Linked DNA regions of Homo sapiens: region 2 is linked to region 1. Evidence: read pairs that join two places in POLR2A ChIA-PET (ENCODE). Cell type or tissue: Caco-2. All regions are shown on one strand. Region 1 overlaps RSPH3 (radial spoke head 3). Region 2 has its middle 19 kb from the start of EZR.

Region 1 (4,000 bases):
GGTTCTCTGTTTGCTGTTGTTTCATGTGGATGGACGTCTATGTCTCTGCACTGAAGGATTATTTAATCCAGTCTAATCTGTCTGGCTTGTTTTGCTTTTTATTGGATATATTTTCTTAGAGTTTTTTTTTATCTTTTTTGAGACAGAGTCTCGCTCTGTCACCCTGGCTGGAGTGCAGTGGTGTGATCTTGGCTCACTGCAACCTCTGCCTCCTGGGTTCAAGCGATTCTCCTGACTCAGCCTCTCAAGTAGCTGGGATTACAGGTGCCCGCCACCATGCCTGGCTAATTTTTGTATTTTTAGTAGACGTGGGGTTTCATCATATTGGTCAGGCTGGTCTCGAACTAATGACCTCAAGCGATCTGCCTGCCTTGGCCTCCCAAAGTGCTGGGATTACAGGCATGAGACACTGCGCCCCGACAGAGATCCTTTATCACTAGATTGCTGCCTCCTTTTTGGCTCTAGGTGGTGCCTTAAGGCCAGGTTCACCTGGCTCTAGTAAATGATCAGAGCACTGCCCATCCTGAATGGGGGAGGTCCCAAAGGGGATACACTGGTAGTGTGACTGGCTAGGGGTTTGTGCCCAGGGGACCGGTACAATGTTATCTCCTACAATGTGGTGCTGCTGAACAGCCACTCTGATTTGGTGTTTCCTTTGGTTGAGTTATACAGCAGAGTGTCCAGGGCTGGAGATGGTAGTCTCACCTCCCCATTTTGTTTTTGGCTGTACTCAGGGGTATTTCTCTCTTCAGGAACTCATGATGCTTCTGGTGGGTTGAATTTCCTGCCAGGAAACCCAACATGGTAGGGAAACTAGTTGTCCACCTTGATCTTTTTCCAGTGCAGAAATCACAAGTCAGAGATAAATCCTTGCGATGGTTAATACTGAGTGTCAACTTGATTGGATTGAAGGATACCAAGTACTGATCCTGGGTGTGTCTCAGGGTGTTGCCAAAAGAGACTATCATCTGAGTCAGTAGGCTGGGAAAGGCAGACCCACCCTTAATCGGGGTGGGCACAATCTAATCAACTGCCAGAGTGGCTAGAATATAAGCAGGCAGAAAAATGTGGAAAGAGAGACTGGCCTAGCCCCCCAGCCTACATCTTTCTCCTGTGCTGGATGCTTCCTGCCCTTGAACACTGAACTCCAAGTTCTTCAGTTTTGGAGCCTGGACTGGCTCTCCTTGCTCCTCAGCCTGCAGATGGCCTATTGTGGGACCTCGTGATTGTGTGACTTAATACTTAATAAACTCTCCTTTATATATATATATATCTATTCCATTTGTTCTGTCCCTCTAGAGAACCCTAATACAATCCTCCACACCCTTAGTGCCAGGCAGACTAGAAGGAGAGATACTGTAGACATGAACGTCTGATTCTCCTACCATCTCCTTGAAGCTTTTTCACTTTTCTGTAGCCCTGGGAACTGCTTCTTCCTTCAACTTGAGCTTTAGAATATTGCTGGTGGTAATCTTGGCACTGTACATTTGTTCTTGATTTTCTTTTGCAGGGGGAGTGAAGCCAGCCTGCTTCTATGCTGCCATTTTGGAACTCCTGAAAAATATTTTCACTGGATTAGAATTAGAGCTTGATAGTTCTTTAAGGACTTGAAAAATATTGTGCCACTTTCTTGTCTCCATGTTTTAGGTAAGAAATCCACTGCCATTTAAATCATTGTTCTCCTTTAGCTAACGTGTAATTTCTTTCTGGCTAATTTCAAAATGTTTTTTTTTTTAATTTTCAAAAGTTTGATCTTGATTTGTCTCGGGTAGATTTCTTTGGGTTTATCCTCTTGGGGGGTCACTTGGCTTCTTGGATCTGTAGGCCTTTTGCCAAATTTGTGGAATTTTCAAGCACGATTTCTTCAAATATTTTTCCATCTCATAGTTTTCCTCCTCTCCTTCTAGGATTCCAACAACATGAATGTAAATCTTTGTGATTGTTCTTCAGCTCTCTCAGCCTTTTTTTTTTTTTTTTGGTCTATTTTCTCTCTGTTCAGCTGGATAACTTCCGTTCTTCATTGATTCTTCTTCAAATTTACTGACTGTTTCCTATGCCATTTCCAATGTACTACTGAGTCCATCCAGTGAGTTTATTTTAGTTATTGTATTTTTCAGTTCTATAAGTTTCCATTTGGTTCACTTTTGTATCTTGTATTTCTTTGCTAAGATTTTTTTATTTGTTTCAAGAGTGTCTATAATTGCTCACTTTTCATTGAAACATTTTTGATTGTTGCTTTAAAATCCTTGTCAGGTAATTCCCACATCTGAGTCATCTTGGTTTTGTCATTTCTTGATTGTCTTTCCTCATGCAAGTTGTGACTGTCCTGATTCTTGTATGATGAATGATTTTTGTTTGTATCCTGGCTATTTTGGGTATTATATTTTAAGACTTTGGATTCTATTTAATTTTTCAGTAGGAAGTCACCCTTTTTGTTTTAGTGCACAAGCCTGAGTGGGGTTGGAAGTTCAACTTCCTGCTGGGCCCCACTGACACCACCTCAACAAAAGCAGAGGGTCAACTTGTACCAACACATTGGTGCCAGGTGGGGGTGGTAGTTCAGCTCCTTTCTAGGCTCTGTCGACACTGGTGGTGGTGTAGGGCGAGTGCAGCATTGACTAGCACTGCCTCATACCACCTTGTTACTACCAGATAGGACTGCAATTCAGCTACCCCACTGGGTTTGCTGGCACCACCCCAGAAAGAGTGGGGCACTGACTTGTGCCATCTCCTACTACCTCATTGGTACTGGGTGAAGGTGACAGTTCAGCTTCCTGCTCCACCCTTGTTGATACCACCTCAGTGGGAGAAGCAGGGAACCCCTGGAGGTTCTAATGCAGGAGATCCAGGATAGGGCTGAAGTGTATATACATACATACATATATATATGTTTATTAAGTTAACCATTGCTTCAGACTAATAGATGTTCCCCAACTTATGTGGTTTATGATTTTTCAGCTTTATGATGATACAAAAGTATCCACAGAAAATGTACTTTGAATACTCATACAACCATTCTATTTTTCACTTTAATATTTCATAAATTATATGAGATATTCAGTACTTTATTATAAAATAGGCTTTGTGTTAGATGATTTTTCCCAACTGTAGGCTAATGAGCACTGTTTTTTTTTTTTTTTTTTTTGTAGACAGGGTCTCATTCTGGGAACATACCTTAGGTGGGTTCTTCACATCCCTCATTTGACATTCAACAACATTCTCTCTAACGTGGATTTGAATGCTATTATTCATCTTTAACTTCTTTTTAATCACGTATTTCTTGATACTCCCTGCCTCAGACTCCGATTCAGGGCACACTGAGCTTCCCTCAATTCCTTAACCTTCTAGGTTGTATTTTTGTTTTTGTTTTTTGAGACAGGGTTTCCCTCTGTCACCCAGGCTGGAGTGCAGTGGTGTGATCACAGCTCACTGCAGCCTTGTCCTCCTGGGCTCAATCAATCCTTCTGCCTCAGCCTCCCAAGTAGCTGGGACTACAGGGGCGTGCCACCATGCCCAGCTAATTTTTGTGGGGTTTTTTTTTTTTTTTTTTGTAGAGACAGGGTTACCCACATTGCCCAGGCTGGTCTCAAGCGCCTGGGCTCAAGTGATCTGCCCACCTTGGCCTCCCAAACTGCTAGGATTACAGGCGTGAGCCACCACGCCTGGCCTCTGAGCATATTTAAGGTAGGCTATGCTATGTTATGGTGTTCGGCAGGTTTGGTGTTTTAAATTCATTTTCAGTGTTCAGTGGGTTTATTGGGACGTAACCTCATCCTAAGTGGAGGAGCATCTCTATCACCATCTTGTATTAGGCACTTACATGTCATATACTGTTTATGGATTCATCTGTATTTCATTTCTGTGCCAAGAACTCACCACCCTTAATATCATACCATGTCTTACTCATCTCTGTATCCTAGGTACCCAGAACAGGACCTAAAACTCAATAAATATTTGTTGAGTGAATTAAAGAAGCAGAATTCAGACTTTTTGATTAAAT
Region 2 (4,000 bases), 150 kb before region 1:
GTGGAGGTTGCAGTGAGTCGAGATCGTGCCATTGCACTCCAGCCTGGCAATAGAGCAAGACCCATCTCAAAAAAAAAAAAAAAAAAAATTGAGGCAGAAAAGGGTAACACATCGTGGCTAACACAGCAAGGGGATGCTTGCTTCAGGAAAGATGGGTCTGGAGCCCAGGGGAGACAGCTTGGGTCCCAGGGGGCCTGACTCATTGAGCAGGGGCACAGGAGGTGCCGGGGAGCACACAGCTGACGGCTGCACCCCAGAGTCCTGTGTGGAGGATCCACAGCCCTCCGGGATCCGATCCCCACCGCCGGTGTACCCACCACCCTCTTCTTTCCTACACTGTGGTCATGTGGCCTTCTGCCCTCTCCCAGGCTGATCGCAGTCACCCCTGCTGCTGCTCCTGGACTTGTACTTTCCTGCAGCCCACCTCTTTACTTCCTCAACCCTACTTATCCTTTAAGACCCAGTGCAAAGGCAGCAGACCAGACCTTCCCATTCTGTTTTAGCCACTCCCCTGACCTCAAGTTCTGCTCACTTGCTCACTGCTCCCTTGCCAGCTGTGCCAGGTTCCTAGGGCTGCTGTCACAAGGGACCGCAAACTTGGTGGCTGAAAACAACAGAAATGTATTGTCTCTCAGCTCTGGAGGCTGGAAGTCTCCCTCTGAAACCCACAGGGAAGGATGCTTCCTTGCCTCCTCCAGCTTCTGGTGGCCCCAGGCATTGCTTGGCTTGTGGCAGCATCACTGTCATCCCTGCCTCTGTGGTCACAGCCTCATCTTCCCTCTGTGTCTCTTCTGTCCTTATGGGAGCACCAGTCCTATTGGATTAAGAGCCCGCCCTACTCCAATGTGACCCCAAACTAATTACATTTGCAATGACCCTATTTCCAAATAAGGTCACATTAGGAGGTACCGGGGGTTAGGACCTCAACATATCTTTTTGGGGGACACAATTCAGCCCGTAACACCTGCTATTAGAGTTAGCTATACACAGGTCCGCATCCTTCATGACAGGTCTCCATCCTTCACAGCACTAAGTCCCTTGTCTACCGTTCAGTGGTTTTGGAATGAGACCTGGGTTTGCCACTCACCCTTTGTATAAACTGGAGCAAAATTCCCAAGCAATCTGTCCTTTCCCATCTGTAAAATAACCACAACACCCAGAGTCACTGTGCTACTCATTAGAGTCAATTCATGCACCTGGCGAGTGCCCAGGAAATTTTAATTATAACAATAATACAATAAATTAATAAATGTATTAAAACAATAATAACATTAATCAATTAATTATTAAATAAAACAATAATTAATATTGTGTGTTGAACATAGCAGGTGCTCAATAAATAAACGTTAGTCACCATTTCCTCTAATAGGTATGTACAAAACTAGCCAGCTAGCAGAACACTGGAGCTGAGGAGCTTTTCCAGAGGGAGGGGGAAGGGGTGGCCAACAAGCCCTGGAGGCCCCATCCGTCCCCTGCATCATGAGAATTGCTGAGGTGACTACGTGGCGCTGCCCATTCTTGCCTGGGTGGCAGGGAGATCCCGGTTCCCACTCCCACACCACAGAATCCTGGCTGTCTCTGTGGAAATGTGACGGTGGAGCAGGCAGAGACTCCACACCCGGCTCTGTTCTCTAAGGCTGTGTGTGGGTGTGTGCGTGTATGTATGTGTGTGTCTGTGTGTAAGGGCTTGGAAGACAGAGGCCAGAAGAGCCAAGAGTCCTTCCAAAAGGATCTGTTTCAGGCTGGGATGAAAGACGGCAACCACAGCATGCCCTCCGGCTCTGCAGGCCTTCCTGGTTTCTGTGGAGAACCAGATTCTTCTGTGGAAAGAGGATGGGTGGCAGACGCAGCCAAGCATTTGGAATCAGAGACCTGGGTCTGAAACAGAACTCTACCTTTGATGAGCTGGGTGACCTCAGTGACCGCAGCTTTCTCTCAAAGTGGGGCCGATAAAATCTGCCCTATCAAAGAAGAACATGATACAAGTGCCAGCTGTTAATATTTATGTCTCATTGTTGCCAACCCTTGAAGATAGGTTTCCAAAGCACATCCACATTTACAAAGTACTGTCACAGCTTTGCTTTGTTTCGATTTTCATTTAGACAACAAGAAGTAAAAAACAAAACTAAACCTTTTAATTACTATTAGAAAGAAAGGAATATGTCTAAGCTTCAGTATTCATCTGCAATGGGATCAAACTTGGCCTCCTTTATCCTCTGCATATTTTATGAACATCCAAAAATATATGCTTCTATTTCGAGGGATTTCCTCTTCTTCTTTAGTTGCTTCTTTATTTTTCTTTTTCATTTTTCTGACCCTATGTATTATATTGAAGAATTTCTTCTTCTTTTTTTATAATACATTTTATTTATTTATTTATTTATTTATTTATTTATTTATTTATTTGAGACAGAGTTTCACTCTGTCACCCAGGCTGGAGTGCAGTGGCACGATCTTGACTCACTGCAACCTCTGTCTCCTGGGTTCAAGCGATTCTCTTGCCTTAGACTCCCAGGTAGCTGGAGCTATAGACCTGTGCCACCACTCCCAACTAATTTTTTTTTTTTTTTAAGTAGAGACAGGGTTTCACCATGTTGGTCAGGCTGGTCTCGAACTCCTGACCTCAAATGATGGGCCCACCTCAGCCTCCCAGAGTACTGGGATTACAGGCATGAACCACTGCGCCCGGCGAGTTTCCTCTTCTTAAGAGCAAACTCTGACCCAGCATATGCCCTCATTAGACTTTAAACAAGACAAATCCTTCCATAGTAGACACTAATCATCATTTCCTTGAGGTTTATAGGTAAACTGTTTTAAGGTGACATACCTAAGTGGATGCAGGTTTTTAGAAAAGAAGATAGTGAAGGAATTTTATCCAGAAATCACACGTTTGAGAGACAGACATCATTATAGCAGATCAACACAGACACACTGCAAAACATGAGTAGTTTGGCCGAGCGTAGTGGCTCATGCCTGTAATCCCAGCACTTTGGGAGGCCGAGGTGGGCGGATCACAAGGTCAGGAGATCGAGACCATCCTGGCCTACATGGTGAAAACCCATCTCTACTAAAATACAAAAAATTAGCTGGGCATGGTGGCGCAAGCCTGTAATCCCAGCTACTCAGGAGGCTGAGGCAGGGGAATTGCTTGAACCCGGGAGGCAGGGGAATTGCTTGAACCCAGGAGGCAGAGGTTGCAGTGAGCTGAGATCGCACGACTGCACTCCAGCCTGGTGACAGAGCAAGACTCCGTCTCAAAAAAATAAGTTTTATTATTAAATTTAAACTTTCCAGCAAAGCCAGTGAGGGTGATGGATAAGATGCACATAGATAACCGGAGAGAGGCACAAAGTGTGATGAGGTCAGAGAATAAATAGCTCACATTCTTTGAGGGCAATAAGGACCTAAAGTCTTTCTTCTGTTGTGGGAGAGATGAGAGCCCAGATAAAGAGAAGGGAATAAACTATGGCAGGCTGGTGATCTGAGGTAGAAAAGCAAGTTTCTTTTTTTTTTTTTTGAGATGGAGTTTTGCCCTTGTTGCCCAGGCTGGAGTGCAAAGCGTGATCTTAGCTCACTGCAACCTCTGCCTCCCGGGTTCAAGCAATTCTGCTGCCTCAGCCTCCTGAGTAGCCAGGACTACAGGTGCCCACCACCATGCCCAGCTAATTTTGTATTTTTGGTAGAGATGGGGTTTCACCATGTTGCCCAGGCTGGTCTCGAACTCCTAGGCTCAAGTGATCCTCCCACCTAGGCCTCCCAAAGTGCTGGGATTACAGGTGTGAGCCACTGTGCCTGGCCAGGGTGAGTTTTTTCACCCAGTAATTTTTGTTCCCTTTTATTGGCCTGAACTTGTCTGAATCCCCTACCCTCCTCCATACATACATACTAGCTACTAGAAGGTATAAAAGAGTAGGAAATAAATGTCTTAAATCTTTCCAGATTAACAAATTTGTATTGAGCTCTGATAACTCTAATGAATCATTGAGCAACACCAAAGTTT

What was found. Peaks named below come from ENCODE experiments on the same cell type or tissue, not always from the same donor. Only the 100,000 strongest peaks of a DNase experiment are listed, where the experiment ranks them.
Region 2: POLR2A ChIA-PET joins it to region 1 with 7 read pairs; 4 of 35 experiments call an interaction of 5 or more read pairs at or near these places.

What each region holds. Positions count from the first base shown.
Region 1 is chr6:158,988,926-158,992,925 of GRCh38, forward strand. All of the region lies in intron 2 of RSPH3 (radial spoke head 3), which reads right to left. Among named protein-coding and RNA genes, the nearest start is that of TAGAP-AS1, 8.9 kb to the right of the region's middle. In Caco-2, no CTCF peak of the experiment used is centred here; no DNase peak of the experiment used is centred here.
Region 2 is chr6:158,836,610-158,840,609 of GRCh38, forward strand. No RefSeq gene overlaps it. Among named protein-coding and RNA genes, the nearest start is that of EZR, 19 kb to the left of the region's middle. RefSeq lists an enhancer at 1-37. In Caco-2, no CTCF peak of the experiment used is centred here; DNase peaks (open chromatin) are centred at 1,530 and 1,782.